2 separate regions of the Homo sapiens genome follow, and region 1 is linked to region 2. The links are chromatin loops, found by intact Hi-C in ENCODE. Cell type or tissue: Calu3. All regions are shown on one strand. Each heading gives the region's core, and the rest is flanking DNA. Links, peaks and the distances in the headings are about the cores only. Region 1 has its middle 16 kb from the start of FAM110A. Region 2 overlaps RSPO4 (R-spondin 4).

The links. A loop is a pair of places that touch in the nucleus more often than their neighbours do. Peaks named below come from ENCODE experiments on the same cell type or tissue, not always from the same donor. Only the 100,000 strongest peaks of a DNase experiment are listed, where the experiment ranks them.
Region 1: it touches region 2 in a loop (23-fold over the local background); 107 of 110 quality-filtered maps call a loop at or near these places.

Annotation. Positions count from the first base shown.
Region 1 is chr20:809,617-825,670 of GRCh38, forward strand. No RefSeq gene overlaps it. Among named protein-coding and RNA genes, the nearest start is that of FAM110A, 16 kb to the right of the region's middle. RefSeq lists a silencer at 7,967-8,143 and an enhancer at 13,630-14,161. In Calu3, for the core only: a CTCF peak has its summit at 6,581 (motif pointing right); a DNase peak (open chromatin) is centred at 6,595.
Region 2 is chr20:944,961-960,054 of GRCh38, forward strand. It overlaps RSPO4 (R-spondin 4), which reads right to left. Exons shown (of 5, transcript NM_001029871.4): 5 at 13,492-15,094. Among named protein-coding and RNA genes, the nearest start is that of ANGPT4, 36 kb to the left of the region's middle. RefSeq lists enhancers at 286-895, 6,862-7,362. In Calu3, for the core only: a CTCF peak has its summit at 11,685 (motif pointing left); a DNase peak (open chromatin) is centred at 11,641.

The DNA of each region.
Region 1 (16,054 bases), core at 3,727-8,726, 140 kb before region 2:
TTGTTGTTGTTGTTTTTCTCCTTTCCTCCCCCATTTTCTCTTAGGACGTGAGACTTCACAACCTGCTAAAGCGAGCTTTCCTAATAATGTGGAACCTACCTGTCTATGAATAAACTGTCCTAGTCATGAGAGATCAGACAAAACCTGAGACCAGAGGCTAATTTTCTTCTAAAATGCTTTTAAAAAGAAAAGGGGGGAAATGTGAAAGGAAAATAAACTTGGGACCCTCAAATCACTAAGCCAAAACGAAAAGTCAAGCTGGGAACGGCATCGGGCAAACCTGCCTCCCATTCTAATGGGATAGCTAAATAAGATAGCTACAAAGATTTTAAAAAGCTACATACCTCCCTCACAATTTTCCCACAAGGAAATTCCTTGTGTACCTAGAACAGACAGAACTCAAAGTCATCCCTCTGCTCATGGGAGACAAATGCACATCTGATGGCTTCCTTTGCCCTATTGCTTCGCTAAGCCAGACTAAGGCATAAGTGACTATTCCTGCAAGTTGCATATTCAGTGGAGGGCTAATCAGAAACTCAAAAGAATGTAACAATTTGTCCTTTATCTACCTATGACCTGGAAAACCCCTCCCCACTTCAGGTTGTCTCACCTTTCTGGATGGAATTGATGTACATCTTACGTATTTGCTGACTGATGTCTCATGTCTCCCTAAAATGTATAAAACCTAGCTGTGCCCCAACTACCTTGGGCACATGTTATCAGGACCTCCTATGGCTGTGTCACTGGTGTGTCCTTGACCTTGGTAGAATAAATTTTCTAAATTGATTGAGACTTGTCTCAGATAACTCTTGATTTGCAGTAAGTAGCATTTCTAAACATCTCTGGAATGCATGCATATTGAAACTCATTATGCAACCCTTGCTGACATCAAGGCAGGAAAATGTCTACAAATGTAATCATTTAGCGTGACCTATGTGGCTAATGTGGACCAAATTATCCTTAAGCTCCTGCTTTAAGGTGCATAAATGCCCCTGAGGAAAAATCCACCTTGGCACTCTCCATCCTATCTTGCTGAGATTCTTGCCTGCACTCTTCTACAGAGTTCTTTCTTTCTAATAAAACTTTCCTTTTTTCAAACCAATACTATTATCCATAAATTCTTCTTCTTTTTTTGTTTTTTTGAAACGGAATCTCACTTTGTTGCCCAGGCTGGAGTGCAGTAGCATGATCTTGGCTCACTGCAACCTCCACCTCCTGGGCTCAAGTGAGTCTCCTGCCTCAGCCTCCAGAGTAGCTGGGATTACAGACGTCCACCACCACGTCCAGCTAATTTTTGTATTTTTAGTAGAGATGAGGTTTCACCATGTTGGCCAGGCTGGTTTTGAACTCCTGACCTCAAATGATCCACCTGCCTTGGCCTCCCAAAGTGCTGGGATTATAGGTATGAGCCACCATGCCCAGCAGTAAATTCTCCTTACTAATCCACGAGTGGACCACTTTCCAATGCTGAGGCTCTGACACCTCGCTGGGCAGCCACTTTTGATTATTTTGGGTTGTCAGGGCTCAGGGACACAAGAACTTGCTCCTTAGGGGAGCTGGAGGTCTAGTAGGGATTGCTTGTTCTCCATCAGGCCCCTAGTAGGGAGGCCTCTCCTGTCCCCAATCCCTGACTCCCAGGGATGCTCCCCTCCAAACCACAGCAGGAAGTTCCTCCTTAGGTCAGACCCACAGCCCTGATGCTGTGGTCTCACTGCAGGTCATAGTCTCACAGGGGCCTCTTATATTATTTTAATTTTAATTTTAATTAAATTAAATTAATTTTTTTTTTTTAGATGGAGTCTCGCTCTTATCGCCCAGGCTGGAGTGCGGTGGTGTGATCTTGGCTCACTGCAACTTCTGCCTCCCAGGTTCAAGTGATTCTCCTGCCTCAGCCACCTGAGTAGCTGGGATTACAGGCATCCGCCACCATGCCTGGCTAATTTTTGTATTTTTAGTAGAGACAGGGTTTTGCCATGTTGACCAGGCTGGTCTCGAAATCCTGGCCTCAAGTGTTCTGCCTGCCTCAGCCTCCCAAAGTGCTGGGATTACAGGTGTGAGCCACCGTGCCTGGTCTTATATTATTTTAATTTTAAATTTAAGAATACATTCTTAATATCAACCTTCAAAGACTCCCTGTTGCTTACCAAGTTAAGAAAACTACTTAAACCTCACATATAATTCCTTTCTCAACTGGGACCAATAAACCGTGACAGCTTTATTGAAGGGGGCCAGCCCCTTCACACCTGTGGGTATTTCTCGTCAGGTGGGATGAGAGACTGAGAAAAGAAATAGACACAGGGACAAAGTACAGAGAAAGAACAGTGGGCCCAGGGCACTGGCGCTCAGCATACGAAGGACCCGCACCGGCGCCAGCCTCTGAGTTCCCTCAGTATTTATTGATCATGATCTTTACTATCTTAGCAAGGGGAGTGTAGCAGGGCAACAGGTGGGGAGAAGGTCAGCAGGGAAACATGTGAGCAAAGGAATCTGTATCATGAGTAAGTTCAAGGAAAGATACTGTGCCCGGATGTGCACGAAGGCTAGATTTATGTTTCTCTTTACCCAAGTATCTCAGTGTAGCAAAGAGCAACAGAGCAGTATTGCTGCCAGCATATCTCGCCTCCAGCCACAGGGCGGTTTTCTCCTATCTCAGAATAGAATGAATGGGAATGGTCGGCTTTACACAGAGACATTCCATTCCCAGGGATGAGCAGAGAAGCCTTCCTCTTATCTCAACTGCAAAGAGGCCTCCCTCTTTCACTCCTCCTCCTCAGCACAGACCCTTTATGGGTGTCGGGCTGGGGGATGGTAAGGTCTTTCCTTTCCCATGAGGCCATATCTCAGGCTGTCTCAGTTGGGGGAAACGTTGGACAATACCCAGGCTTTCTTGGGCAGAGGTCCCTGTGGCTTTCCACAGTGCATTGTGTCCTTGGTTAACAGAGAATGGAGAATGGCGATGACTTTTACCAAGCATACTGCCTGCAAACATATTAACAAGGCACATCCTGCACAGTCCTAAATCCATTAAACTTTGATCCAATACAGCACATGTTTCTGTGAGCACAGGGTTGGGGATAAAGTTACAAGTTAACAGCATCTCAAAGCAGAAACAATTTTTCTTAATACAGATCAAAATGGAGTTTCTTATGTTTCCTTTTCTACATAGACACAGTAACAATCTGATTTCTCTTTCTTTTCCCCACACTTTCTCACGTGTTCTTTCTTTCTTTCTTTCTTTTCTTTTTTGAGATGGAGTCTCGCTTTGTTGCCCAGGCTGGAGTGCAGTGGCGTAATCTCAGCTCACTGCAAACTCTGCCTCCCAGGTTCAAGTGATTCTCGTGCCTCAGCCTCCCGAGCAGCTGGGATTACAGGCATGCACCATGACGCCCAGCTAATTTTTGTATTTTCAGTAGAGACGGGTTTCACCATCTTGGCCAGGCTGGTCTCGAACTCCTGACCTCAAGTGATCCACCTACCTCAGCCTCCCAAATTACTGGGATCATATGAATGAGCCACCATGCCTGGCCCATGTTTTTCTTGTACTTTAGGCTTTGCTACTTACAACCAGAACTGCTTACCATTCTGTCAGAAGCCTTCCAACCAGGGCAACTCCATCTTGAATAGGGGCTGGGTAAAATAAGGCTGAGACCCACTGAACTGCTTTCCCAGAAGGTCAGACATTCTTAGTCACAGGATGGGATAGGAGTTTGGCAGGACTGGTATCACAAGTACAGGTCACAAAGACCCTGCTGATAAAACAGGATGCAGTAAAAGAAGCCGGCCAAAATCCACCAAAACTACGATGGGGATGAAAGTGACCTCGATTCGTCCTCACTGCTCATTATATAGGAATTATAATGCATTCGCATGCTAAAAGACACTCCCACCAGCACCATGAGAATTTACCAATGCCATGGCAACGTCAGGAAGTTACCCTACATGGTCTAAAAAGGGGACGAACCCTCAGTTCTGGGAATTGCCCATCCCTTTCCTGGTAAAACAATGAATAATCCACCCCTTGTTTAGCATACGATCAAGGAGTAACTATAAGTATGTTCAGCTGAGCAGCCCATGCCACTGCCCTGCCTATGGAGTAGCCATTATTTTATTCCTTTACTTTCTTAAATAAACTTGCTTTCACTTTACTCTATGGATTCACCCCAAATTCCTTCTTGTGTGAGGTCCAGAAACCCTGTCTTGGGGTCTGGTTTGGTACCCCTTTCTGGTAATAATTCTGTAAGTATTTGTAGTACGTCTGAGCCACCAAAATTTCCATACTGATCCTTCCATTAGAATATCCTTTCTGCCTGTCTCTTTCTGGCAGGATCTGATCCATATTTCAAAGCCAGTCTCAAATGCCACCTTTTCCAAAGAAACCTATCCTTATATCTTTATCTAATACAAACAGTATATATTGGGAGCCTAAGAAATGCTTGTTGCATACATCAATGAATGAACCCCAAACCAATGTATTTCTCCCTTCCTTGTAATCTCCAGAAATGTTTATAAACTTTGTTGTTGTTTATTTGTTTGTTTTATTTTTATTTTTATTTTGAGATGGAGTTTTGTTCTTGTCACCCAGGCGGGAGTGTAATGGCGCGATCTCGGCTCACCACAACCTCTGCCTCCTGGGTTCAAGTGATTCTCCTGTCTCAGCCTCCCGAGTAGCTGGGATTACAGGTGTGCACTACCATGCCCAGCTAATTTTTGTGGTTTTAGTAGAAATGGGGTTTCACCATGTTGGTCAGGCTGGTCTCAAACTCCTGACCTCAGGTGATCCACCCGCCTTGGCCTCCCAAAGTGCTGGGATTACAGGCGTGAGCCACCGTGCCCGGCCTGTTGCTATTTATTTAATATACTTTATTTTTTTGAGCGATTATAAGTTTATTTTTATTTATTTATTTATTTATTTATTTATTTTTGAGACAGGGTCTCATTGTCACCTCTTGCCCAGGCTGGAGTGCAGTGGCACGATGTTAGCTCACTGCAACCTCTGCCTCCCAGAGTCAAGTGATCCTGCCACCTCAGCCTCCTGAGTAGTTGGGACCACAGATGTGCACCACCACGCTGGGCTACTATTTTTATATTTTTAGTGCAGATGGGGTTTTGCCATGTTGCTCAGGCTGATCCTGAACTCCTGAGCTCAAGCAATCTGCCTGCCTTGGCCTCCCAAAGTTCTGGAATTACATGCGTGAGCTACTGAGCCCGGCCTTAGGTTTACAGAACAGCATTCCACCCATGTTATTTATGCAGGGGAGCACACCACACACATCACTTTGCAGCTTCCTTTCTCCTCTTATATGTCTTACAGATCTTTCTGTGTTCTGTACATTGAGACACTCATTCATTGGCTTCACTCATTCATTTGAATTCATTCCTTTGTTCAACAGATATTTATCGTCAGCTCTATGTCAGGCACTATGAGAAGTGCTTGGGATATAAAACTGAACAAAATAAACAAAGTCCTTTCCATTGGAGAGATGACATTCTAGTGTAAGGAGATAGACAATAGATAATAAATACAACAAATAAATAAATACATGGTTTAGTATGTTATAAGATGCTTTCTGTAGGAAAAAAGTGAGAGGGACCTGGAGTGGAGGGAGGACCGAGTGGGGACAGGTGCAGGGTGGGGGCAGCCAGTAGAGCCCCTCTGAGGAGGAGTGGATCACAGGAGGATGACTGGCAAGACCTAAAGGTGGCAAGCTGTCTCTGGTGCTGGCTCTGAGAGCAGGATAGCTGGAGTAGAGTGAGGGAAAGGCGAGGTCAGAGGTGAACCTGCAGGGCAGGTGGGGCTCCTTCCGCTAGCGCATGGTGTTCCATTATCCAGATGCACCAGGACAAATGTCGCCCACTGCCATTACTAGGTGCTTACCATGTGCCATCAAGAACAATACCGCAGGCCGGGTGCGGTGGCTCACGCCTGTAATCCCAGCATTTTGGGAGGCCAAGATGGGTGGATCACTTGAGGTCAGGAGTTCGAGACCAGCCTGGCTAACATGGTGAAACCTGGTCTCGACTAGAAATCTAAAATTAGCCTAGCGTGGAGGCGCACTCCTGTAAACCCAGCTACTTGGGAGGCTGAGGCAGGAGAATCTATTGAACCCAGGAGGCAGAGGTTGCAGTGAGCCTAGATTTCGCCATTGCACTCCAACTGGGCAAGAGCAAAAATCTGTCTCAAAAAACAAACAAAAACAATACTGCAATAAACATTCTGTCAGTCTGTCATTTTGCCCATGGACAGAATATCTGCAGAATTAATTCCCGGCAGTGAACTTGAGAGAGATCACCCAATTGCCTTCCAAAGGAGCTGTGCCTGGACCATGGGTTTCAGCACAAAGTGCTGCTCCCTCCAACTTGTAGACTCTTCTGGCAGGTCACGGTGGAGCTCACATTCTAGCGGGAGAGTGTCCAGGGCAGAGATATTCCATTCCGTGTCTTTTCTCCCAGGGCTCGCACAGAGAGGGTTCACGCGGTAGTCAGTAGGTGGGCAGTGCTTGGTGAAGGCATTGATGGGTGGAGGGATTGAAGGATGAATGAATGGATTAGGGGCTGACAGTGCCGCTGCAGTTACTCAAAGGAGCCACCAGGAGGCGCAGGGAGCCCACATTCTGGAGACAAACCTTTTAAAAAAAGCATCTGGTGACTTAACGACCTTTTCACCAATGGCTTGTGTGGGGCCTTAATGCTAGGGTGAGAAAAAGGTGGGAGATGGAAGAAAGGGGAGTGGGTAAAAGGACATGTGGGAGAAGAAGGCAGAGAGAGGGCCTTCTGAGGGGGCCTCCACGCCAGGTAAGGACCGTTTAGCTCCCCTAAGAGCCTGCAGCATTGATGCAGATCCCAGCAAAGCCAAAACCCCCTTATGCCCACAGTTGAGCCCAAAAGCCCAGAACAGAGGGGAAAAATAAATTTCAGGATAGGCCAGGTGAAGTGGCTTACGCCTGTAATCCCAAAACTTGGCGAGGTCAAGTAATCCCAAGTACTTTGGGAGGCTGACAGGGGAAACTCTATCTAAAAAAAAAAAATAAGAAAAGGAATTTCCAGGATAAATATGTACAGTATAATCCCATTTATGTGAAAAAAAAAATCTCCACAAATAAATTCCTTTGTGCGTGTGTGTGTGTGTGTGTGTGTGTGTGTTTGTGTGTGACGGAGTCTCAGTCTGTCGCCCAGGCTGAAGTGCAGTGGCACGTTCTCGGCTCACTGCAACCTCCGGCTCCCAGGTTCAAGCAATTCTCCTGCCTCAGCCTCCTGAGTATCTGGGATTACAGGCGTGTGACACCACACCCAGCTAATTTTTGTATTTGTGGTAGAGACGGGGTTTCACCATGTTGGTCAGGCTGGTCTCGAACTCCTGACCTCGTGATCTGCCCGCCTCAGCCTCCCATAAATTCTACATATTAGTTTGGGGAGTGTGTATTTACCACATACACATCTACAGGGAAAATCTGGAAAGGTAAATGTCGAATTGACAACAGTGGTTACTTTTGTTATTGTGTGTGTAGAGAGGGGCAGGGGACAAAAAGGAAAATGAGGAGTGATCAAAGGGGACTTTAATTTTCTTTTTTTTTTTTGAGACAGAGTCTCAGCTCACTGCAACCTCTGTCTCCCAGGTTCAAGTGATTCTCCTGCCTCAGCCTCCCAGGTAGCTGGGATTACAGGCACCCGCCACCACGCCTAGCTAATTTTTGTATTTTATTTTAGTAGAGACAGGGTTTCGGTTTCACCATGTTGGCCAGGCTGGTCTCAAACTCCTGACCTCAGGTGATCTGCCTGCTGCGGCCTCCCAAAGTGCTGGGATTACAGGCGTGAGTCACTGCACCGGGCCCCCAAAGGGGACTTTAGACTAAACTGAAACATTTTAACTTTCCAGGAATCTGTAACCCTGCTATTATATAACCACAAATTAAAAATTACTTTAAAAAATGAAAAAAAAAAAAAAAAAAAAAAGGCTGGGAGCGGTGGCTCACACCTGTAATCCCAGCACTTTGGGAGGCTGAGGCAGGAGGATCACGAGGTCAGGGGTTTGAGACCAGCCTGGCCAAAACGGTGAAACCCTGCCTCTACTAAAAAGACAAAAATTAGCAGAGTGTGGTGGCACGTGCCTGCAGTTCCAACTACTCAGGAGGCTGAGGCAGGAGAATCGCTTGAACTTGGGAGGCAGAGGTTGCAGTGAGCCTAGACTGCGCCATTGCACTCCAGCCTGGGCAACAGAGCAAGACTCCGGCTCAAAGAAAAAAAAAAAAGGAAAAGAGAAAAAAAAAGGAACAATAACAACAACAAAAATTAAATGCTATCTTGTGTTGCATCAATAGAAGTCTTACGTGCAGCTCAAGGGAGGTGACAGCCCCCTCTGCTCTGCTCAGACCACACCTGGGACCTCCTTTCCTCTTCTTGGCCCTGTCCCGTGAGAAGAATAATGACAGCCTAAGGCATGCTGGGGGTTGGAGATGGGGGGAGGCTGGGGCCATCTGCACATGATACAGATCCAGGAATAGTCCCTTTACCCAAGCGGGAGAAACTGGGCAGGTGAGCAGCTTCCAGGTGTGTGGATGGCAAATGGATGCCAGACTTTAGGATAGGAATCCAGGGGTGCAGCGGATGGAAAGTCCAGCCCAGGATGGGGCATAGTTTTCCCACCCAGCTAGGGAGGGAGGGTAGGGGCTACTCTGGGGTGTCAGGAGTGCCGAAGCCTGAGGTAGGCGCAAGCCAGGCAGCATGGCAGCATCCTTCCAGAGGGTGTTGTGCAGCTGTGGAAAACAATTGCTGGGAGGCCGGCAGGGGCAGTGGTGGAGGAGACCAGAGCTTAATTCTAGGTGAGTCACAATAGCCTCATCTGTAGAATGAGTGAGGGGTGGGGCGTAGTTTCAGATTTTTTTTTTTTTTTTGACACGTAGTTTCGCTCCTGTTGCCCAGGCTGGAGCGCAATGGCGCAATCTCGGCTCACCGCAACCTCCGCCTCCCGGGTTCAAGCGACTCTCCTGCCTCAGCCTCCTGAGTAGCTGGGATTACAGCCATGTGCCACCATGCCCGGCTAATTTTGTATTTTTAGTAGAGACGGGGTTTCTCCATGTTGGTCAGGCTGGTCTTGAACTCTTGATCCGCCCGCCTTGGCCTCCCAAAGTGCTGGGATTACAGGCGTCAGCCACCGTGCCCCACCAGTTTCTGACTGATTTTCTTTTTTTTTTTTTTTTGAGACGGAGTCCCGCTCTGTCGCCCGGGCGAAGTGCAGTGGCGCGATCTCGGCTCCCTGCAAGCTCCGCCTCCCGGGTTCACGCCATTCCCGGGCCTGGGACCACAGGCGCCGCCACCACGCCCGGCTAGTATCTTTTTTTATTTTTATTTTCAATAGAGACGGGGTTTCACCGTGTTAGCCAGGACGGTCTCGATCTCCCGACCTCGTGATCCGCCCGCCTCGGCCTCCCAAAGTGCCGGGATCACAGGCGTGAGCCACCGCGCCGGGCCCAGCTTCTGATTTTATGCAGCTGGCGGGATCTTGTTCTTGGTCCTTTAAGGCGACCGGAGGGATTGCAGTTTTAAAAACTCGCCAGCAGAGGTCGCCTTCTGACGGATTTGACCAAAAAATCCATTCCGGTGGGAAAGGGGAACCTGCGCCTGCGATTCTCTCTCTCTCCCCCTCTCTCCCTCTCTCTTTCTCTCCCCCCCTCTCTCTCTCTCCCTCCCTCCCTCTCTCCTCCTACTCCTCCCTCCCTCCCTCTCTCTGTCTCTCCCTCCCTCCCTCCCGCTCTCTCCCCCCTCCCCCTCTCCCCCTCCCTCCCTCCCTTCCTCCCTCTCTGTCTCTTTCTTTGAGACAAAGTTTCACTCTGTCACCCAGGCTGGAGTGCAGTGGCACGATCTCCACTCACTGCAACCTCTGCCTCCCGGGGTTCGTGATTCTCATGCCTCAGCCTCCCGAGTAGCTGGGATTACAGGCGCCCGCCACCACGCCCGGCTAATTTTTGTATTTTTAGTAGAGACGGGGTTTTGCCATGTTGGCCAGGCTGGTCTCAAACTCCTGACCTCAAGTGATCTGCCTGCCTCGGCCTCCCAAACTAAGATTCATTTGTTGACTAAGTGAATAAAAGGGGAGACATTGAAGAGGGGGACCCGACTGGATTTGGGGGTGAAGGTGGAGTTGAGAGTGACTTTGAGGCTTCTGCTTGAGCAATGAGTGGAGGGTGCCTCTCCTGAGCTGGGGAAACTGGGGCAGCACTGACGGAGGGGACACAGCTACAGAGGGGAGAACCCTCTCCTGCCGGGGCTGCGGGTTACAGCCTGCACTGCGATTCTCTGATCTCAGGGACCTCAGACTTCTGGGGCCCTGTCCCCTACCTCTGTGTATGACCCTAGCTGGCTGAGGGCTGAAGGCTTGCTGTTGGCTCTTTCTGCACCCTCAGCCTTCTCCTTCCTCTTCCCTCTGCAGGACTCTGTCCTGGGTCCTTAGGAAGAGTCCAGGCCCCAGGACAGGGAAGTTGGGTCAGGCCTGGACCTCACATTCCCTGCCTGTCCCATGAGGTGGACAGTGAGAGGACAAATGCCTGGACCCCTGGCCCCAAACCCAAGAGCAGATGTACCGGAGAAGAGCTTCTTAGAGCACCAGGTGCCAGGGCTGCGGTGGAGAATCAGGGGGGCCCAGGGGAAGGGGCTGCAGATGAGGGAGGAGATAGATACGGAGGGCCTGTGTGCCTCCCAGATACAGGGCTGGCTTTCCCAGCCCAGAAGGTTCTTTCTGCCTTTCCCAGTCTTCTTCCATTCTCATTTCATGTTCACACTTTTGGCCATACCCAGGGTCAGCCATGAAGATTGTTCTCAGAATGTTTTCTTTCTTCCTTCCTTTCTCTTTCTTTTCTTTCTTTCTTCCTTTCTTTCTTTCCTTTCTTTTTCTTTCTTCTCTTTCTTTTTTTCTTTTCTTCTTTCTCTCTCTTTCTTTCTCTCTCTCTCTCTCCTTCCTTCCTTCCTTCTTTTCTTTCTTTCTTCTTTCTTTTTTTGAAACAGAGTCTCACTATGTCACCCAGGCTGTAGTGCATTGGCACGATCACTGCTCACTGCAGCCTTGACCTCCTGGGCTCAAGTGATCCTCCCGCCTCAGCCTCCTGAGTAGCTGGGACCACAGGTATGCACCACCATGCCCAGCTGATTTTTTAATTTTTTGTAGAGATGGGGGTCTCACTGTGTTGCTCTGGTTGGTCTTAAACTGCTGGGCTCAAGTGATCCTCCCGCCTTGGCCTTCCAGAGTGTTGGGATTACAAGCAGGAGCAGCACACCTGGCCAATGTTTTATTTAAATCAACTCACTTAGGTTGAATTAGAATAATTTTAGACACACAGAAGAGTGTGTCTATATAATTTTGAATTATATACCCAACACTCAGATATAACATTAGCATTTTGCCATATTTGCTTCATCTATTTCTTTCTGAAATATTTTAATGTAAATTACAGATATCATGAATTTTCATCCCCAAATACTTTAGTCTGCATCAGTCAAAGATATCTAATATTTAATCCACAATGGATTTCCCCAGTGGCAATTCCCCTAAATTGTGTTTTACAGTTGACAGTGGATTTATTGTAAAAGGAAACTCGATATACCAAGTGACAAGCAAGTTATCTTCTGTTATAAATAGAAAGGATCCCTGGAAATGGACACAGTGTCAGGCCCAGAGCTGTGGGTGGAGACCTGCTCTCTGTTTGACATAAATAGGAGATCAGTGGCTACTAAATCTGAAGACAGGGCAGCAGCAAAGAACATTTTCTCACGGATGTGATGAGACTTGAAAGGGACTCAGAAAGGGGGTCACTTTCTCCAGGTTGGGGTAACTGTTATTTAAGCCAGGGTTCATCTGCAGCGTGGGGAGCCAGAGGGTGACCCCTTCCCTAGGTGATGGAGGTGGCTGAGGCTCCAGAAGTTTCCAGAGAAAGATCTGGTGTTCCTACAAGGCCAGTGGCAGGGGGAAGGGCACTAGACAGTGGGGCTGGAGGGTGTGGGCCTGTCCCTGCTCTGATTTTGGGCACTGCACTTTTGCCTGTAAGAAGGGGATATGTGAGGCCAGGACAGGGTCTCCTACTCTGTCCCCACTCCCACGCCAAACAGGGCCTTGAGGACTCTCGCGACCTCCATGACCCAGCTTCCCTCCTACCCCAGCCCCAAGCCTGTTTTTGTTCCCCTCCCTCCCTCCTGCTTGATCTTTGAGCCTCAGCCAGGATGTTACCTCCTCCTAGAAGCCTGCCTTGGTCCCTGGAATGGATTAAGGGACTCTCTCCTGGGCCCCACAGCTGCCCAGGATCACTCAGCACTGTAGTGCCCTGTTGGCCTTTGCCTCCCTCCAGCTGTGGACGTACAAAGCAGACAGCGAATCTGTCTTGCTCACCACTGTACCCCCATCCCCTACTGCAGCACCTGGCACATAGCAGTAGTGCGGCACACTTGTTGAATGAATAAGGGATCATTACTACTACGCTTCCCACTCATAAATGTCTGCCTCTTCGGGGGGCTCAGAATGCACATTTGGTCCTTCATTAACTCATTTACTCACAATTTTTTTTTTTTTTTTTTTTTTGAGACGGAGTTTCACTCTTGTCGCCCAGGCTGGAGTGCAATGGTGTGATCTCGGCTCACTGCAACCTCTGCCTCTCAGGTTCAAGCGATTCTCCTGCCTCAGCCTCCCGAGTAGCTGGGATTACAGGCGCTAGCCACCATGCCTGGCTAATTTTTGTATTTTTAGTAGAGATGGGGTTTCACCATGTTGGCCAGGCTGGTCTCGAACTCCTGACCTCTCAGGTGATTCACCCACCTCAGCCTCCCAAAGTGCTGGGATTACAGGCATGAGCCACCGTGCCTGGCTCATTTACTCACAAATATTTACTGAGCACCTACTATGTCCCAAGCAGTATTCTAGGCACTGGAAATGGGGCAAGGCTGCTGCCTCTGTGGAACTTATACTGGGGTGTGGGAGGCAAAGAAAAACAAGCAAACATACATATGAAATAATTTAAGATGCCACTCGTGGTGGGAGGGACTGACAGGAGCTGCTGTGGAAGAGAGCATTAGGAGGGCCTTGCTGAGGGGTGACTTTATTTCAGCTGAGAGGTGGATGAGAAGGCACCTGCAGGGGAAGAAGAACCAGGGGAAGGGTGTTCCTGATGGAGCAACAGCCTGTGCTAAGGCCCCAAAGTGAGCACCAGCTGGGCGCTGAGGGACAGAACCAGGCACAGGCTCGGTTAGAGGAGGTCTGAGGTCCCAGAGGAGACAAGAGAGGGGAAGGATGGGAGGGCAGGCCTGAGCCGCAGAAGGCCAGTGGAAGGTTCTGAGTGGGAAGAGGATGGGATAGGAGTTATATTCTGAAAGGTCCGCCTGTGCTGGGTGGAGGATGGGTGGGGACAGGCAGGAGCAGCCCAGGCTCTGATGCAGCCTCCAGGCAGAGATGGACCAGGGGAGCCCATTTCATATCCGGCCCCTGTGGAGGGTCTGAGGGTGTTGAGCAGACAGGCCCTGGCTTTGGAAGTCCTGGGTGTCTGGACCCGCCTGCCTGTGGGGCCCCAGCAGAGAGGAAGGGAGGCGGGGCTCCCAGTGCCTGTTGACTCATTTGCATCTGATTTGCATGTGAAGCAGAGAGTCAGGTTGAAAGCTGGGAAGGCCTGTGCCAGCCCTGGGTAGAGGGTCTTGGGTGTTAGTTCCCACAAAGACTCTGTCCCAGGCCATGACCTTCCTGTTCAGGAGGGGCTCTGCCTTCCCTTGCCTCCAACGCCCCTCTGGCCTGGCCCTGCCATCTGGGGCTGGGCAGTGCCCACGGGGACAAGGTCGTTTCCTTTTAGGAGAGGTCTGCATGCTATGAGGACAAAGGCCAAATCCCCACCCTCGGGAACCTCCTTCCCCAGCAAAATCCCATCTGTCAGGCTCAGCCTCTGACCTTCGACCTCTCTGTCAGCACAGGCTGCAGTGTTGGGGAGGGGAGGGTCCCCACCCCCAACCCTAGGGGAGACCCAAACCTCTCCCCCCAGCCTTCTCCATCTGTCCCCTTCGGCTTCTGCCACCTGCTCCGTGTGATCCAGGCCAGGTCACCTCCGCTTTCTGGGCCTTGGTTCCCCCACGTGTCCAATGTGGGTTTCCCAAATACCAGTGACTTGTGTCAGTCCACTTTTGTAATTGTAGCCAACTCCACTTACTATTTCTTAAGTGAACTTACTCTCCTTCACTTAAATAGATTTAATTTAAAAAGAAATGTTATACCAGCTCTGTAAATGGAAAACCAGTTTCATCTGCCACAAGTAGAAACATAATAGGAAAAAATAATGAAATGGAAATAAAACAATGTTACTCTAGTCTAGCCTCAAGTGAAAAAAGTCAGACACAAAAGGTTACATTTATATGATTGTCTAGAAAATGCAAAACTAGAGAGAAAGAAAACAGACCACTGGTTGCCAGGGTTGGGGAGAGGGAGCTGACAATATCAAGGGGTGCAGAAACTTTTTAGGGTGATCCAAACTGTTTTTTGATGATGATGGTGGTTACAGATTGTATACATTTGCCAAAAATCACCAAAGTGTACATTCAAAGTTGGTGAGTTTTATTTTATGTATAAACCACCTCAAAAAGACAAATTTTAGAGAAGAAAACAAAGAAAAATGCCGGTTTAGCCCCAAGTCTGAGGCTTCCTCTCTGTTAAACAAATTAGCAAATAGAAGGCCAGGCATGGTGGCTCATGCCTGTAATCCCAGCACTTTGGGAGGCTGAGGCAGGAGGATCACTTGAGGTCAGGAGTTCAAGACCAGCCATGGCCAACATGGTGAAATCCTGTCTCTACAAAAAATACAAAAATTAGCTGGGCGTGGTGGCGCATGCTTGTAATTCCAGCTACTCAGGAGGCTGAGGCAGGAGAATTGCTTGAACCTGGGAGGCGGTTGCAGTGAGCCGAGATTGCACCACCGCACTCCACCCTGAGTAACAGAGCAAGAGACTCCATCTCAAAAAACAAACAAACAAACAAGGAAGAGAAAGAGGGATTTCTCTCTCTGTCTCTCACCAACTCTCTAACCCTCCCTAGTTCCATGCACCAAGGAAAAGCTATGTGAGGACATAGGAGAAGGTGGCCAGCCACAGGCCAAGAAGAGAGCCTTCACCAGGGACTGAATCAGCTGGCACCTCCATCTGGTACCTCTAGGCTCCAGAGCTGTGAGAAATAGATGTGTGCTGTTTGAGCCACATAGTCTCTGATATTTTGTTTTGGCAGCCGGAGCAGACTCATGCCCTCTGATCTCATCATTAGCATAATGCCTGTTTATAGAACCATGCTGTGGGCAGGCTCTGTGCTAAAAGCTTTGCCAGCATCATTTCAGAGACTTGATGTGACATCTTACATCGTAGGGGAAATTATTGTTCCCATTAAAGATGGGCCCACAGTGTGGCTAAGCCAGTGGGGCATGTCCTCAGACCTGGAGTGCTCCCATAGGAAGCTGGGCCCGATTCTTTCTGAAGGTGTGAGCTGGAGGCAGTGATGGTGGTTTGAGAGGCACGGGCTGTGGGGAACTGGATACTGAGGGCAGTCCCTGTGTCCCAGGGGAAGCACTCTGTGCTTTCAAGGGGGGCACTGGCAGAGAAGGAAGTGTCCCTCATCACATCCTGGAGACCCACCCTCTGGAGACAGTGTTTTCACGATTTCTTTTCTTTCTTTTTTTTTTCAGACAGGGTCTCACTCTGTCACCCAGGCTAGAGTGCAGTGGCACGATCTCAGCTCACTGCAACCTCTGCCTTCTAGGTTCAAGTAATTCTCCTACCTCAGCCTCCTGAGTAGCTGGGATTACAGGCACCCGCCACCACGCCCAGCTCATTTTTATTTTTTTATTTTTCGTAGAGACAGGGTTTCACCACGTTGGCCAGGCTGGTGTCAAACTCCTGACCTCAAATGATCTGCTTGCTTTGGCCTCCCAAAGTGCTGGGATTACAGGCATGAGCCATCATGCCTGGCCATGTTTTCACTATTTCTATGGACCGTTTCATAAGTGTTGTGTGGACATAGGGCTCCAGGGTTAAATGTGTTTGGGAAATGTGGTGTAAG
Region 2 (15,094 bases), core at 9,431-14,430:
CCATCCCCCCACCACTTCTCTCCCCTTTCCTAACTGCGTGCCCTTCTCTCCTCCAGTCCAGCCCAGCCCTACTGAAGAACAGCAACTTGAGCTGGTCTTTCTGTGCTCCGCTTGATTAAAATGTAGAAGGCACCTCTATCCAGAAGACTTGGCTTGGCCCTAATCACTCCCAGCCCCCTTGGCTGAGTGGCCACCCGCTGCTGGCTGCTGTCATCCCACATTGGAAGTGACGGAGGAGCAGAAGAACGAGTGGGTCACCAGCCGGTCTTCAGGCTCCCGGGCCAGCATTCAGACTGGGCAGGAGGTTTGTGGGTGGAAGGTGAGTTGGGCAGCCCGTCAGCCACTCCTCAGGGCTGGACGGAAATAGTGATTAGGAGCATGGGGTTTGATGTCAGATGGCCTGGGGTTGCAGCCTAACTTTGTTATTTACTATCTGTGAGTTAAGCCCTCTGGGTTTCAGTTTCTCCATTTGTAAAATGGGACTGATATTGGAAGATGTCCTACTTAGAATGGCGCCTGAGCCATCGTAAGCCCTCAGTGAATCCACTGTAAGACTTCAGCCCCCAGACTCCCACTGTTCCCTTGCCCCAGCTTCCCTGCACCTCTCCTGCCACTTCCCTCAAAGTTGCTCTCAGTCAGGCCTTGGGAGCCACAATCTGGGAACGAGGACCCTGACATCCCTCTTCACAGCTGTACCCAGCACCAAACAAGTCATCAGAGGTTCAAAACACGGAGCCCCTACCATGTGCCAGGCACGGCATGGCATGCCTGCTCTCTTTCTAATTTTGATACCGCAATGATTAATTCTGTGAAAAAAGTTCTAGAAGGATATAAGGCAAAGAATTAGGTTGTGTTCCGTCCATTCACTCACGGCTCTGCTCCCACGCATGGCTGCGCTATGCACACTGCCCTGCAGCTTCCTTTGTCTGCTGCACAATGGGCTCTGGACGGAGCCCTGTTGGCGCAATGAGTGAGCCCTACATCAAGCTTCGTCATCGCTGCATCGCTTTGCACCGTGTGGCTGGGCCGCCATCAGTACAGCCAACTGCCTCTGATGGACATCTGGGCTGCAGCCAGATTCCTCCTAACAGGGCTTCAGGGAAAGTCCTCCTCAGCGCCTCTTTGTGCGCATGGCACATTTCTCTAAGGCAGGTTTCTGGACATGAGACTGACGGGCAGCATGTGCTCCTTACATTTGGGGGTCCTGTCAATCCCCTCCTCTCCCGCAGGCTGTTCTAGACTCCAGCCCCCATGTGAGAGGATGCCTGTTGCCCTCACTCTTCCATCCTGGCAGTCCCCAGCCTCCTTGCCTCTCTTGTTTTCTTGTTCCGATCAGTTCCAGGTGGCCAGAGGGTCGAGACTCATCTCACAGCCGTGCAATAGATGCGTGTCTCTCAGTCGGTCAGCTCTGGCTGGGATCAGTGTTTATCTTCATGTCGGTGGACACCATCACAGGCACCCGCAAGAATCAGCGATCGACGGGGAAGAGGTTTGGGTGCATGGAGGAGTGCTTTGCAGTGAGGGCTTTGGAGCCTTGTGCCCTGATTCAAATCCTGGCTGTGTCCCCTGCCGGTTGTGTGACTTCGGATAAATTACTTGATGTCTCTGAGCATAAGCTGGGTCATCAGAAAAGCCAAGCTAGTAAGAGCACGTAGCTCAGAAGGCTGCTGTAAAGTTCAGATGAGTTGATATATGCTCAGTGCTGGAAAGGGTGCTGGGCACATTAGCTGTTGGTATTATTTGGGCACCTCCAGCCCAAATAATAATAAAGAGACTAGGAGGGATGTTGGGAGATATCAGATGTTGCTCATTGGAGGCTGTACTGAGTGTGCAGAGAGCTTCAGGGAACCTGGAGCTTTGAGAGGTAAAGGAACGTGCCAACTGGAACTAGAAACCCACTGCCGCCTGCAGCTCTCTGGGCTGTTTCTCCACATGCACCGTGGGGTTGTTCGGGTCCCACTGGGGAGGGTGGCTGGTATGAGGGTGGCCTGGCCTGGATGTGAAGTGGGATTTCCAAGGCTGGCACTCAGTCCAGAGCACGAGCCTTGATGAGGAACAGATGCACTCACAGTCTGGGGTCGCCGCCCTCCCCTCCTCCACAGCCCAGGGTTGGGGTGGCGATAGCTTCCAGATGGGCTTGGCTCTTAGTGGGGCCTTAAATGACTCCCTCTGAGTCCCTGAGAGGTGGGACTTAGGGCCTCTTCCTTGGTTCTCAACCCCCCTGGCCCTGGGGGATACCTGAGGTAGCTGGGTTCAGGCCAGGTGACCTTGGGAATGCCAGCCCTGCTCCGAGCCTCAGTTTCCCCATCTGAGAAACAGGCATTCTCCATCAAGCTGGCTTGGCAGAGCCACTGTGTCCTGTGATAGCTAAAGAGAAACATGAAGGAGGACCAGGAACCCCCAGGAAAGTAGGGTTTCTTTGGTTTTATTTTCTTTTTGTATTTACTTTCTGAATGTATAGTACATATCCATAGCATAAAATTTCAAAGGTACAAAAGGGGTCATAGGTAACAGTAAGCCTGTCTCCCACCCCTGCCCTCCAGACACCCAGACCCCTCTTCCCCGAGGCAAAAACCCTGTCACCAATTTCTTGAGAATCTGCCCAGAGATACGGTATGCACACATAGGAATTTTTTACCCAGTGATGACAAACTTCACACACAGTATTTCACACTGTCCTTTTGTTACTTTAACAATACCCTTTAGAGATCTTCCTATGTCACTCCATAAAGTGCTTCTTTTTTTTTTTTGGATGCTTGGCGAAGATGGTTTCAGAATATTACACAACTTTCAACTGACCAATCAGGATGGGCCCGAGCAGTGCACAACCCTACAGTAGTATATGGCTGCTAGCTGGATGCCAGCTCTGTGTCTTTATGGTTCACCATTGCATAGATGGGCCAATTGCAGGGATGGGTAATTTATAAAGGAAAGAGTTTTAATTGACTCACAGTTCCTTGTAACTGGGGAGGCCTCAGGAAACCTACAATCATGGCAGAAGGGGAAGCAGGCACATCTTACATGGCAGCAGGCGAGAGAGTGTGTGAAGAAGCAAAGGGGGAAGAGCCCCTTAACCAGTCTTCAAGAGATGAGCAGGGGCTGTTTCCAACATTTTGCTCTTTAAAGGAAGGTTGCAATACATACCCATTTTGTACATTTGTAGGAGAATATATGTAGAATAACTTTCTAGAAGTGAAATTGCATTTTACATCCATATGTTTAAAAAAATATCAATTTCCACCCCCTGCCATATACAAGAATTAACTTGAAATCTACCATAAATCTAAACGTAAAACTTAAAACTGTAAAACTTCCAGACAGCAACATGGAAGGGAAATCTTTGTGACCTTGAGTTAGGCAAAGATTTTTTTAGGTACTACACAAAAAGCATAAACCGTAAAAGAAAAAAAGATAAATTTGACTTAATCAAAATTCAAAACTTCTGCTCTTCAAATGATGCTATCAAGAAAATGAAAAGACAAGCCACAGATTAGGTGAAGATATTTGCAAAAGTCATATCTGATAAAAGACTCATATCCAGAATATATATTGAGTGCTTTCACAACTCAATAATAAGAACAAATAATCCAATAACAAATGAGAAAAAGGTTTAAAAAGACATTTCACCCAAAAACAGATATTGATGGCAAAAACACACATGAAAAGATACTCAATGTTATCAGTCATCAGGGAAACATATATTAAAACCACAACGGGCTACCACTACATACCTGTTAGAAGACTAACATGAAAAATAACTGATAATACCTGGAGAGGGTATCTAACAACTGGAACTTAGAAAAACAGTTTGGTAATTTCTTATAAAATGACCCAGCTGTCCTACTCTTAGGTACAAAGAGTAATGCAAGAGAAGTTTGTGTTTTAAAAAGAAAAACTGTAGGCAAATATTTACAGCAGCTTTTCTCATAATCACCAAAAACTGGAAATAACTGCTGTATGAGTCTAGTCTCACACAGCTATAAAGAGACTACTCGAGATGGGCTAATTTATAAAGTAAAGAGGTTTAATTGACTCATAGTTCTGCATGGCTGGGGGGGCATCAAGAAGCTTACAATCATGGCAGAAGGGGGAAGCAGGGGAAGCAGGCACGTCTTACATGGCAGCAGGTGAGAGAGCGTGTGAAGGAGGTGAAGGGGAAAGAGTCCCTTTTAAAACCATCAGATCTTGTGAGAACTCACTCACTATCTTGAGAATAGCATGGAGGAAACTGCCTCCATGATCCAATCACCTCCCGCCAGGTTCCACCCTTGACATGTGGGAATTATGGGGATTACAATTTGAGATGAGATTTGGGTGAGGCAGGAGGATCACTTGAACCCAGGAGGCAGAGGTTGCAGTGAGCTGAGATCGTGCCACTACTCTGCAGCCTGCAGACAGAGTGAGACTGTCTCAAAAGAAAAAAAAAAGAGGTAAACAGGTAAAGAAAATAATTTTAGATCATGATAAGAGTTAGGAAGAAAACATTTTCAAGGCACTAAATAGAGAATGATTTGGAGGGGGTACGATATTTAAAGAAGGTTATCAGGGAAAGCCTCTCTGAAGAGGTAACATTTGAACTGAGATGTAGAGGGAGAGAAGGAACTAGCCATGTGGAGATCTGGGGGAGGAGCATTCCAGGCAGAGGGGATAGCAAGTGCATCTGAAGAGGTAACATTTGAACTGAGATGTAGAGGGAGAGAAGGAACTAGCCATGTGGAGATCTGGGGGAGGAGCATTCCAGGCAGAGGGGATAGCAAGTGCAAGGGCCCTGAGGCCAGAATGAGTTTGGTGTTTTTAATGAAAGAAAAAGGCCAGTGGGTGGGGCAAGGAGGAGAGGGCAGGAGGTAAGGTCAGAGAAGGAATGGGGAAAGTCTAGCTTGCACCAGCCCTGACATGGGACGAGACACCCTCTATGCCCTCGGTCCTGGCGGCTCCTGCTTCCTCCTTTGTGTCCACTCAACATGATGGGTGGGCTTGGCCATCCGCAGACCCCTCTTGATGCCCCAGTACCTTCCCTGCCCCGCCCGACAGTGAGGTCCAGCCTCCTGAACAGCTCCTCTTGCTTGTCATTGGATTAATGGGCAGGAATTGCTTCTGCTTTTTCAAAGCCATTGCCCCCTACCACAGTCCCCTAAGATCATGAAGGTGCGAGCAATCATACTTGAACTGTTGGATGATGAATGCATCACTGTTGATGTGGAGGAGGCTCCCCAGTGTGAGGACTCAGAGCAGGGTCTCGGCCTCTCACAGACCTGGCTGTGTGCTTGGCTCCACCTCCTACGACCTAGGGCCCTGAGCCTCAGTTGCCTCACCTGTAAAATGCGGCAAACAAGCAAGCAACAAGATGCTCAACCTCAGTAGTAGTCGGAGAAACAAGAGCTAAATAGCAGTGAGGCACACCCTTTACCTCCATTCCCTGGATTAGCAAATAGTAGAGTCAGGAACTTCCAAGTATTCATGAGGGTGTGGGCGATGGGAATTCCATGTTCTGCTGCTGGGTGTTTGGACTGGTTTAGTACCTAAGAGCCTAAGAAAGAGTATATCTGATGACCCAGGCATTTTCCTCTTGAGTGTATACCCCAGAGAAATTCTCCTGCAGCTCCAGAAGGAGCCCATTCGAGGTCATGGGTCACTGTGATGGTGTTTGAGGATGTGAGCAGTAGGTGAGAATCCATGTAGATGCCAGGAAAAGCAAACTGCAGGGGCCTCTAAAAAATACCAGATAAGGGATGAGTGCGGTGGCTCATGCCTGAATCCCAGCACTTTGGGAGGCTGAGGCAGGTGCATCATTTGAGGTCAGGAATTCAAGACCAACCTGGCCAACACGATGAGACCCAATTTCTACTAAAAATACAAAAATTAGCCAGGTGTGGTGGTGCGCACCTATTATCCCAGCTACTGAGGAGGCTGAGGCAGGAGAATTGCTTGAATCTGGGAGACTGAGGCTGCTGTGAGCCAAGATCACACCACTGCACTCCAGCCTGGGCGACAGAGTGAGACTCCATCTCAAAAAAATAATAAAAATAAATAAATAAATAAATACAAGAATAAAATGAATAAAAAACCAGATGAAAAAGAAAACCAAAAAGTAAAAATAAAAAACACCAGGTGCATGAGAGAAAAAAAAAATAGAAGACGGGGAAATCTGTAGCACACGACCATTTCTGTGATTTTTTTTTTTTTTTTTTTTTTTTTTTTTTTTTTTTGCGACAGAGTCTCACTTTTTCGCCCAGGCTGCAGTGCAGTGGCGCAATCTCGGCTCACTGCAACCTCCGCCTCCTGGGTTCAAGCGATTCTCCTGCCTCAGCCTCCGGAGTAGTTGAGATTACAGGCATGCACCACCACGCCCAGCTAATGTTTGTATTTTTAGTAAAAACGGGGTTTCGCCATGTTGGCCAGGCTGAACTCGAACTCCCGACCTCCGGTGATCCACCCGCCTCAGCCTTTCAAAGTGCTGGGATGACAAGCGTGAGCCACCAGGCCCGGCCCATTTCTATGAATGAAAAAAACTCACAAGCTACAGAACATCCCTACACGCGTTAAAAGGATTCACACACATTCAAGCCCAGAGAACAGACTCACAGGAGCAGATGCCTGGGGGGAGGGGGAGGGGAAAGGGCAGAAGAGCATCAAGAGCGAAATCCAATTCAATCCAACTGTGCAACAGACAGTTTGCAGAATTGATGAGGATGTTTAACCCAGGTCTTGGCACCCTAAGTCCAAGTAAAAAAATAAATACGATACAGCAGGTAAAATGGGGGATGATGGAAGGGTGGCGATAGTAGTGCCTTTCTCATGGGGAACCCTCGAGGCTCCGATGAGCGAAACCATGCAGAGTGCTCAGCCAGGTGCCTGGCACGCAGCAAGGTGTCCGGTGCACAGCAGGGCCGCCCAGCTGTGAGCGGTGCGTGTATTCTCTCCAGCCTTGAATTCAGGCCTGGCTCCTTCTGCTTCCTGGTCAGTGCCGCTCTCTTGTGGCCCATACAGTGACAGGACTTAGACTGAATAGAGATCTGCCATGGTCCAAGGTATCTGATGGCGCTTCGGAGGAGGGAAGGGAGGGAGTCACATGGGGGAGATAGGATCACCAGAGGCAGATGGGATCACAGGAGGGAGATGGGGTCACAGGAGGAAGAGTGACTTCCGATTGGGGAAGAGATGGCGGATCAGATAAGGCCTCCTGGAGAAGGAATGTCTAGGCTGAAGGACAGATTCGACTGGGGGTCAAGGGGATTGATGAGCAAATGAAAGAATGAATGGAGTTAGAATATTGAGCATGAGCATTACTTAGCCCTACTGTGTGCCAAGGCTTTACATGCCTCATATCATTTCGTCCTCTACCACCCCTGGGAAGGCGACTTATTGCTTCTGTCTCCTTTGCAGCTGCAAAAAGGGAGGCTCAGTGGGTTAGCGACTCATCCAAAGTCAAGCCGCCAGCTGCACATAGAGCTCTGATACACACCCAGGTCGTGTGACTTGCTGGGGGACTCTATCTTCTCCACTTTGGGGTGGACTGAGGGACCCCAGTGAGCATAGGTACAGACCACCCCTGAGTCTGTCTGGACCATGTGTTAGCAGAAGTTTAATACTACACCTGTGCAGCAGGTGGAGATGGGTGGGACCTGTGTGGACGAGAGGAAGTGGATCTTGGGACAGCTACAGCATGCAGCGGCTCACCCCAGGGCTGGACCCTCACTCTTTGGCAGGCAGCTGGGGCACCACACCCAGGGGTTAAATGTGGAGACTCACTTCTTAAGCTAAAGGATGTGTCTGTCTTCAAGGCACTCTCCGAAAAATGCCTCATTTTGGAATTTATGTCAAAGCCATTTAAATCCTTATTAAGAGTATTTAAAGATCAGTTTTCAAAATGTCTCCTAAGTATTTCATTTTTGTTTTTCTCGACTTGGTAGTATATTCCCATGGCTAAAAATTCAAAAGGGACCAAAGATAAAGGTAAGCCTCCTCTCTTTCCATCCACTCTAACCTCTCCCCACCCAGAGCCATCACTGTTACTGGTTTCTAGAGTGTTTTGTCACCTGTAGGTTTTGTGCATTCATGAATCGTACACACGTGTATTTTCCCTCCTTCCCGTCCCCCCGCGTGGGGGCTTACTATGCGCGCTGTTCTGCAACTTGCTTTTTTCACTTGGCAATTCGTCTCAGGGACTGCCCCGTCATTGTGTCAAATCCTTCCTCGTGGTGCTTCTCGGCCATGCGGTGTTGCACTGAGTGCTGTGACATTGTATCGCAATGCCTGTCCTCTAGATATTTAGGATGTTTCCAGCATTTTGTGATCATACACAGGACTGCAGGGAACAGCTGTGTAAGCAGGTACACTTGTTCTGCAGCATGTGGGCCAGGCTAATTGTTATTTATTTATTTATTTATTTTTGAGACAGAATCTCACTCTTTCGCCTAGGCGGGAGTGCAGTGGCGCTATCTCAGCTCACTGCAAGCTCTGCCTCCCAGGTTCACGCCATTCTCCTGCGTCAGCCTTCTGAGTAGCTGGGACTACAGGTGCCCGCCACCGTGCCCGGCTAATTTTTTTGTATTTTTTAATAAAGACGGGGTTTCACCATGTTAGCCAGGATGGTCTCGATCTCCTGACCTCGTGATCCGCCTGCCTCGGCCTCCCAAAGTGCTGGGATTACAGGCGTGAGCCACTGCGCCTGGCCCTGGGCCAGGCTAATTGGAGGATGAATCCCTAGAGGTGGATTGCTGGGTCAGGGGACATGTGCGCTGTGATTTGAATAGATGTCAACTCACCTTCTGTAGAGGCTGGGTCAAGTCACCCTCTCCTGAGGAAGGTAGGGGAGGGTGGCGGCTTACCCCCACCCAGCCCAGGCCCTGTGGTTTCATTTTCTTTTTTTTTCTTTTTTATGGCTCTTAGCCAATCAGATAGGTGGAAAATGGTAGCTCTGTGTGGCTTTATTGTCATCTAATTTGAGTAAGGGTGTTTGGAGTTCCTTTTCTGGATGAGGCATTTTTGCCACACGGGGACAGCGCTGAGCCGACGACACGGCAGTGCCGCTCTGGACACGCTGATTCTCCCTGAGGCTCATCTTCTCAGGCTGAGTGGGACTGTGCCTGTGGATGCCCGCTCATGGAGTAGTCGCCTGGTGGAGGGCAAGGGTTTTGAGTTCCCATTCCACTACTTACTTTCTGAGCCTCGGATTCCCCCTCTGTAAAAAGTGGAAAGAATAATAGAACCCACTTCAGATGGCTCTGAGGAGGATGAATTTAAGTTTTTAATGTGAAATGCTTGGCACAGTTCCTGGCTCAGAGTTAGTGCTTAGGAAATGTTTGTTGAATGAAGAAATGAAAGAGATATAATCATCTTAAAAATTGTATTGAGTACTTATTATGAAGCCTTTCTCATGTATTCACGTATTTTAACTTCACAGTGACACCAAGAGGGGTACTTTTATTATCCCCCTTTAAAGACAAGAAAACTGGGCCGGGTGCGGTGGCTCACGCCTGTAATCCCAGCACTTTGGGAGGCCAAGGCAGGCGATCACGAGGTCAGATTGAGACCAGTCTGGCTAACACGGTGAAACCCCGTCTCTACCAAAAAATAGAAAAAATTAGCCGGGCGTGGTGGTGGGCACCTGTAGTCCCAGCTACTCGGGAGGCTGAGGCAGGAGAATGGCATGAACCCGGGAGGCGGAGCTTGCAGTGAGCCGAGATCGCGCCACTGCACTCCAGCCTGGGCGACAGAGCGAGATTCCGTCTCAAAAAAAAAAAAAAAAAAAAAAAGAAGATGAGAAAACTGAGGCACAGGGAGAGATACAGGATCTTGCCTAAAGGCTCATAGCTGGCGTCACTGGCGGCGACGGGATTCGTGATCTTCTGTCTGCTCTTACCCACCTCACTTCCCTGCCTCCCACTCTAGGAGAGAGGTGCCACCATAAACCCCATTCCAGCTGTCCATTGCATGAAACAACCTCCTCAACCTCAGAGGCATAAACAAACAACCATTTTATCATGTTCCTGGGTTCTGTGGATCAGGAGTTCAGGCAGGATAAGGTGGACAGCTTCTCTCTGCTGGGCCTTCGATGGGAGGACTCTGTGGCTGGGAGGGTTCTGCAGTGGGGGGTAAGGAGGGGCAGCGGGTAAAACAGCAAGGACTAGAAGACCCACTTGCGAGAAGGCTTCTTCAGCTACAAGTCTGGCTGGAGGATCCATTCCACCTTGTGGATGGTAGGTTGGCTATGGCTATGGGTGAGGGTGGGAGTCATGGGGGGCTGAGTGGGAGCCATCAGACCCCAGGGCTGAGTCCACATGTTCCAGGATCTGACAGCTTAGGAGGCTTAGCAATTCCAGGGCTGGCGCCCCCATGAATAGCTTCTCCAGGATTTTGCAAGTGCTGTTTCCTCCCCCTCCCCACCCATCTCATTAACACCTCGCACTCTTTAATTCTCAGCTTGGCTATCTGGTCCTGGAGGAGGAGCTCCCTAACCCCTGTATGCCTTAGACAGGATATGCTAGATCCTGTCCTCATGGAAGGTCTTATCACATTGTTGGAATTGACTGTCTGCAGACTGAACGCTTGGAGGACAAGGCAGGGTCTTTATCACCAGCACCCAGGACAGTACCAGGCACACAGTAGGCACTTTATGCATATTCACGGAATGAATGAATGGGTGAGACTGATGGATTTTGAATGACTTGAACTTGAGCCTCAGTTTTTCCTCCTAGAAGTTAGCTGGCAACGTAGCTGTGAAGGTGGCAGGAGATAGGTGGGAAATGCGAGGTTAGTAAGAGGAATTGGTAGAAAAATGGTAGTTATGATTTATGCTGAAGAGAGAAAAGCAAAGGAAATTAGATATTGCACCTGAAATGCTTAGCTATGTTTGGTGCAGAATAGGTGCTCCATAAATATAAGATGACGTCATCATCCTCATCCTCATCATTACTATTATTTGTATTATAAGAATGCACATTTCCTGAGTTAGAAGGTCCACATACGATGGCTTGAAATTTTCCTCTGGGCTGGGTGCGGTCGCTCACACCTGTCATCCCAGTACTTTGGGAGACTGAGGCAGGAGGATCGCTTGAGCCCAGGAGTTCAAGACCAGTCTGGGCAACATAGCAAGACTCTTTCTCTACAGATAATTTTAAACATAGCTGGGTATTGTGGTGTGCATCTGTAGTCCCAGTTACTTGGGAGGCTGAGGTGGGAGGATCAACTGATCCCTGCAGGTCGAGGCTGCAGTGAGCCGGGATCATGTCACCGACCTCCAGTCTGGGCGATAGAGCTATTACCCATCTTAAAAAACAAACAAACAAAGACAGAAAAAAGAAATTTTCTTCCAAGCGAAAATGGAGAGGTGTAATCCCCATAGGTCACCTGGGCCAGATGTCTGGGCAGGAGGTCATGCTCTGAGTCAGATTTCCCTTCTGTGCAAGGAAGGACCTGGGACAGGGACCTCTGAGTCTGACACTCTCTGCACAGCTGAGAAGGCCATTCAGCTGAAGTCCCCATTGCAACTGTTGTCCTTCAGCCTGAGGCAGTCAGTCCTTCGGTCTGAGGCAGCCTGTCCCTTGCCCTCGGCTACCCTCCACCCTGCTCCAGTCCTGCTAGGAGAGAACCGCAACACGACCCCGTTTCAGAAATGCGCTCCTTGACAAGCCTGGCTGCGACCTGTTCCTGGTTGACTGCCGTCATCCGGTGGCAGCATGTGGGAATGACATGCAGGGCTGTGGTGAGGATGAGGATGGAGTGAGCGGGTGGGGGGAACTGCAGAGAGGGCCCTAGTGTGGCCCAGTTGGAAGCGGTGACAGGAAGAACCCACCAGGGATTCCTCAGCTCTGGCCAAGGGGTTGTTCTCTCCCTCTGGCATAGCATCCAGAAGGCCAATAGCAGCGGAACCTCCCCCTGGGCTCTGCCCAGACTGCCTCTCTTTGGCTGTGTGACCTCACCCTGTTTCTGAGCTTCTCTGTGAACTTCTCCAAGCTTGGCTTGTAAGAAGGGAGTGGGCGATGCCCACCTGACAGCAGAGTCTCCTTCCCAGAGAGGCCCCTCAATCCTCCAGAGAATGTGGGAGAGGCTGGGATTTGAAAGGATTGGAGCTGGGGGCAGGGAACGTCTGAGATGGAAAGGTTATAGGAGGGGCTTAGGCCCTGAAGAAATTTCATCCTGTAATTTGAAAATATTAAAAAACCACCACAGCCCCCAGCTGAGGACAGAGGACCAGGCCCCCCAAGAAGAAAGAACATGGCCAGGGAATTGCAGTACTGGAAACTTCTACCCTTATGTTGGTCTTTTAGAATTGTGAAAATTAGAACGTTCAGCATCCTAAAACTGGAATCTTAACAGAAAACACTATATAGTGTATGTATGTGTGTGTGTGTGTGTGTGTGTATATATATATATATTTATATATATATTTATTTATATAGGGGCTGGGTACAGTGGCTCATGCCTGTAATCCCAGCACTTTGGGAGGCTGAGGTGGGAGGATCATTTGAGGCCAGGAGTTCAAAACTAGCCTGGGTAACATATTGAGACCCCCATCTCTACAAAAAATAAAAAATTAGCTGGGTGTGGTGGTGTACACCTGTAGTCCCAGCTACTTGGGAGGCTGAGGCAAGAGGATTGCTTGAGGCCAGGAGTTTGAGGCTGCAGTGAGTTGTGATCGTACCACTGCACTCCAACCTGGGTGACAGATCAAGACCCTGCCAAAAAAAAAAAAAAATTAAAAAGATACACACACATACACACACACATACAGACTAAACTCTGTAGAATCAGATCATTGAGCCTTGAGGTCAGAATCAGAATTGCAGCTGCAAATCTAGACTCAGCCCTCTGAGCTGGAAGTCATCTGAGAGCCACCTCTCCCCTCAGCTTGTCCTGGAAAGAATGTTTGCTCTCACTGCCTGCTCCTAAACTTGTTTGCAATGAATAGATCTGGGGGAGGGCCCCAAAACCTGAATTTCTAAAAGGCTCCCCAGGGGATTCTGTTGTTGGGTCTTCCAGATTTCGGCAATAGATTTAATTTAGCCAGGCTTCCTCTTCATCACATTCATCACATGGGAAAACTGAGGCCCCGGAAGGGGAAGTGACTTGACCTGGACCCCATCAGATAGCTGGTGACAGGCTGGAGCTCCCACCTGTGCCTCCCAATGCCAAGGCCACTCTCACCAGCAGCCCAGGGTGTTTAGATGGCCCCGTGGGACTGTCAACCTCCTAGGTACCCCTGGTCCCTGAGACATCTGGTTCGTGAAACTGCGAGGTTCTGGGGATCGAGGTGTCACCCTCTTCTGCCTCTGGCTGAGTCTGCTTCTTGAGAGTAGCCTGGAGGGGCTGAGGGCCCCTCCTCTTTTATCAGCTCCCCCCAAGCTGAAACCCCACCCCAATCCCCAATACACTCTGACCCCTCTCAGCCCCAAGCATTCCTGTGAAAACCACTCCACATGTTTTAAATTCTGCTACTCCAAACTCAGCAGTATCATGGTTTTGCAACACCCTCTTGATGCTCAAGAAGCATTTACAAGTTTCTTTTCCCTTTATTAAGAAAGTTTTAAAAAAAAGTTAGGGTCTTGAAACAATAACAACGGAGCATTTCAGAGGCACAAACGTTTGCAGAAGAGAAGCTGGTGGCCTGGCCAGGCGGAGGAGGGGGCTCTAGCTGTTCTCGGGGAGGTGAGAGCAGGGAAGTCAGAGAGAGGGTGGGCCTGCTGGGAGGGGGGGGTTCAGGCCAGGGCTCCCCAGCTGCCAGGTGGAGGGCAGGTCTGAGGGTGGGTGCTCTCTTGGGGTCGGGAATGTAATATTTCATCACCTAGAGCCTCTCCCCCAGCCTGCTGACCATCTTCCTTCCCCAGGCCACCCCTGGGCCCCTTGGAGCTCCGACTCTTGCTTCTCCTGCCCATTCCTGTCCCAGTCACGGAGCCCTACGTGTTCAGGCCAACCAGTCACGGCAAATACAAATCCCGTTTCTGAGGATTCCGGGGAGCAGAGCAGGAAGGGGGTGTTATGATGGCAGAAGGATAGGCAGTGAGGACAGACTTGCTTCCAAGCTGGGTCTGACCTGGAGACTCCTCCCAGCGTCGTTCCTGCCTAGGGCGAGGGGCGTCACAGCGAAGCACAGATGCTCAAGTCACTGGTGGTGGGTGTGGGCGAGTGTGGTGGTGGGTGTGGGGGAGTGTGGTGGTGGGTGTGGGGCAGTGTGGTGGTGGGTGTGGGCGAGTGCGGTGATGGGTGTGGGCAAGTGTGGGGGTGGGTGTCAGCGTGTGGGGGTGGGTGTCAGCGAGTGTGGTGGTGGGTGTGGACGAGTGCACGGATCTTCCCTTGCTCCCCACCCACAATTCCCTACATTTCCCCCCTCAAGTGACCCCCAAATTCTCCTCTCCACCGTGAATGTGCTGAGCAGAGCCATCAGGCAGAAGCAGAGCCTGAAGGCTTCCTGTGTGACCCTGGGCAAGCCCCTTCCTTCTCAGACCTGTTTCCCCACATGGGCAGGAAGCGCTGAGGTGGGGAACAGAGCTGCTGGATAATCTCAGCTTTCCTTTCCGTTTCAGTGGCCTCTTCTGGGCTGGGCAGGTGGATCCCCCAGCAGTGACAGCTCACCTGATCCGGCTTGGGAAAAAGGGGCATGGAACCCATGAGAGGGAGGCCTGTGGGGGAGTGCCGATGAGGGTGGCAGGCAGCTTGCAGAGGATGCCCTCCAGGGCTGGCTGCCCACCCAGAGGCCAGGTTGTGACCCTCCACGGCCAGCTGGGGGAGGTGTCCAAGCCAGGCCTCTGGAAGCCCTGGAGCCTTGTCCAGCCAGCTCCTCGGGGTGGCTGGTGGCTGAAGGCTGTGGAAATGGCCTCTGGGGACTGTCCAGAGAACCAGGTGCTCACAGCTCAGGGTCCTGGAGCCTCCCCCAGAGCAGAAGCAGGGCCTTCAGGATTCACCTGTGCTGTGTCCCAGCTTTGCCCTCTGGAAACCCTTTCTCTGCAAAGATGGGGTCAGGGAAAGGCCTGGGAAAAGATGTTTGCTTTCTTTAAGTTGTAGATAGAGAAAGCTGCAGGGGAGGGCACAGGCTCATGGTCCCTCTTAAAGTGTGTGTGAGAGGGAGACAAGAGGAGGGAGAGAGAGAAGGATGCGG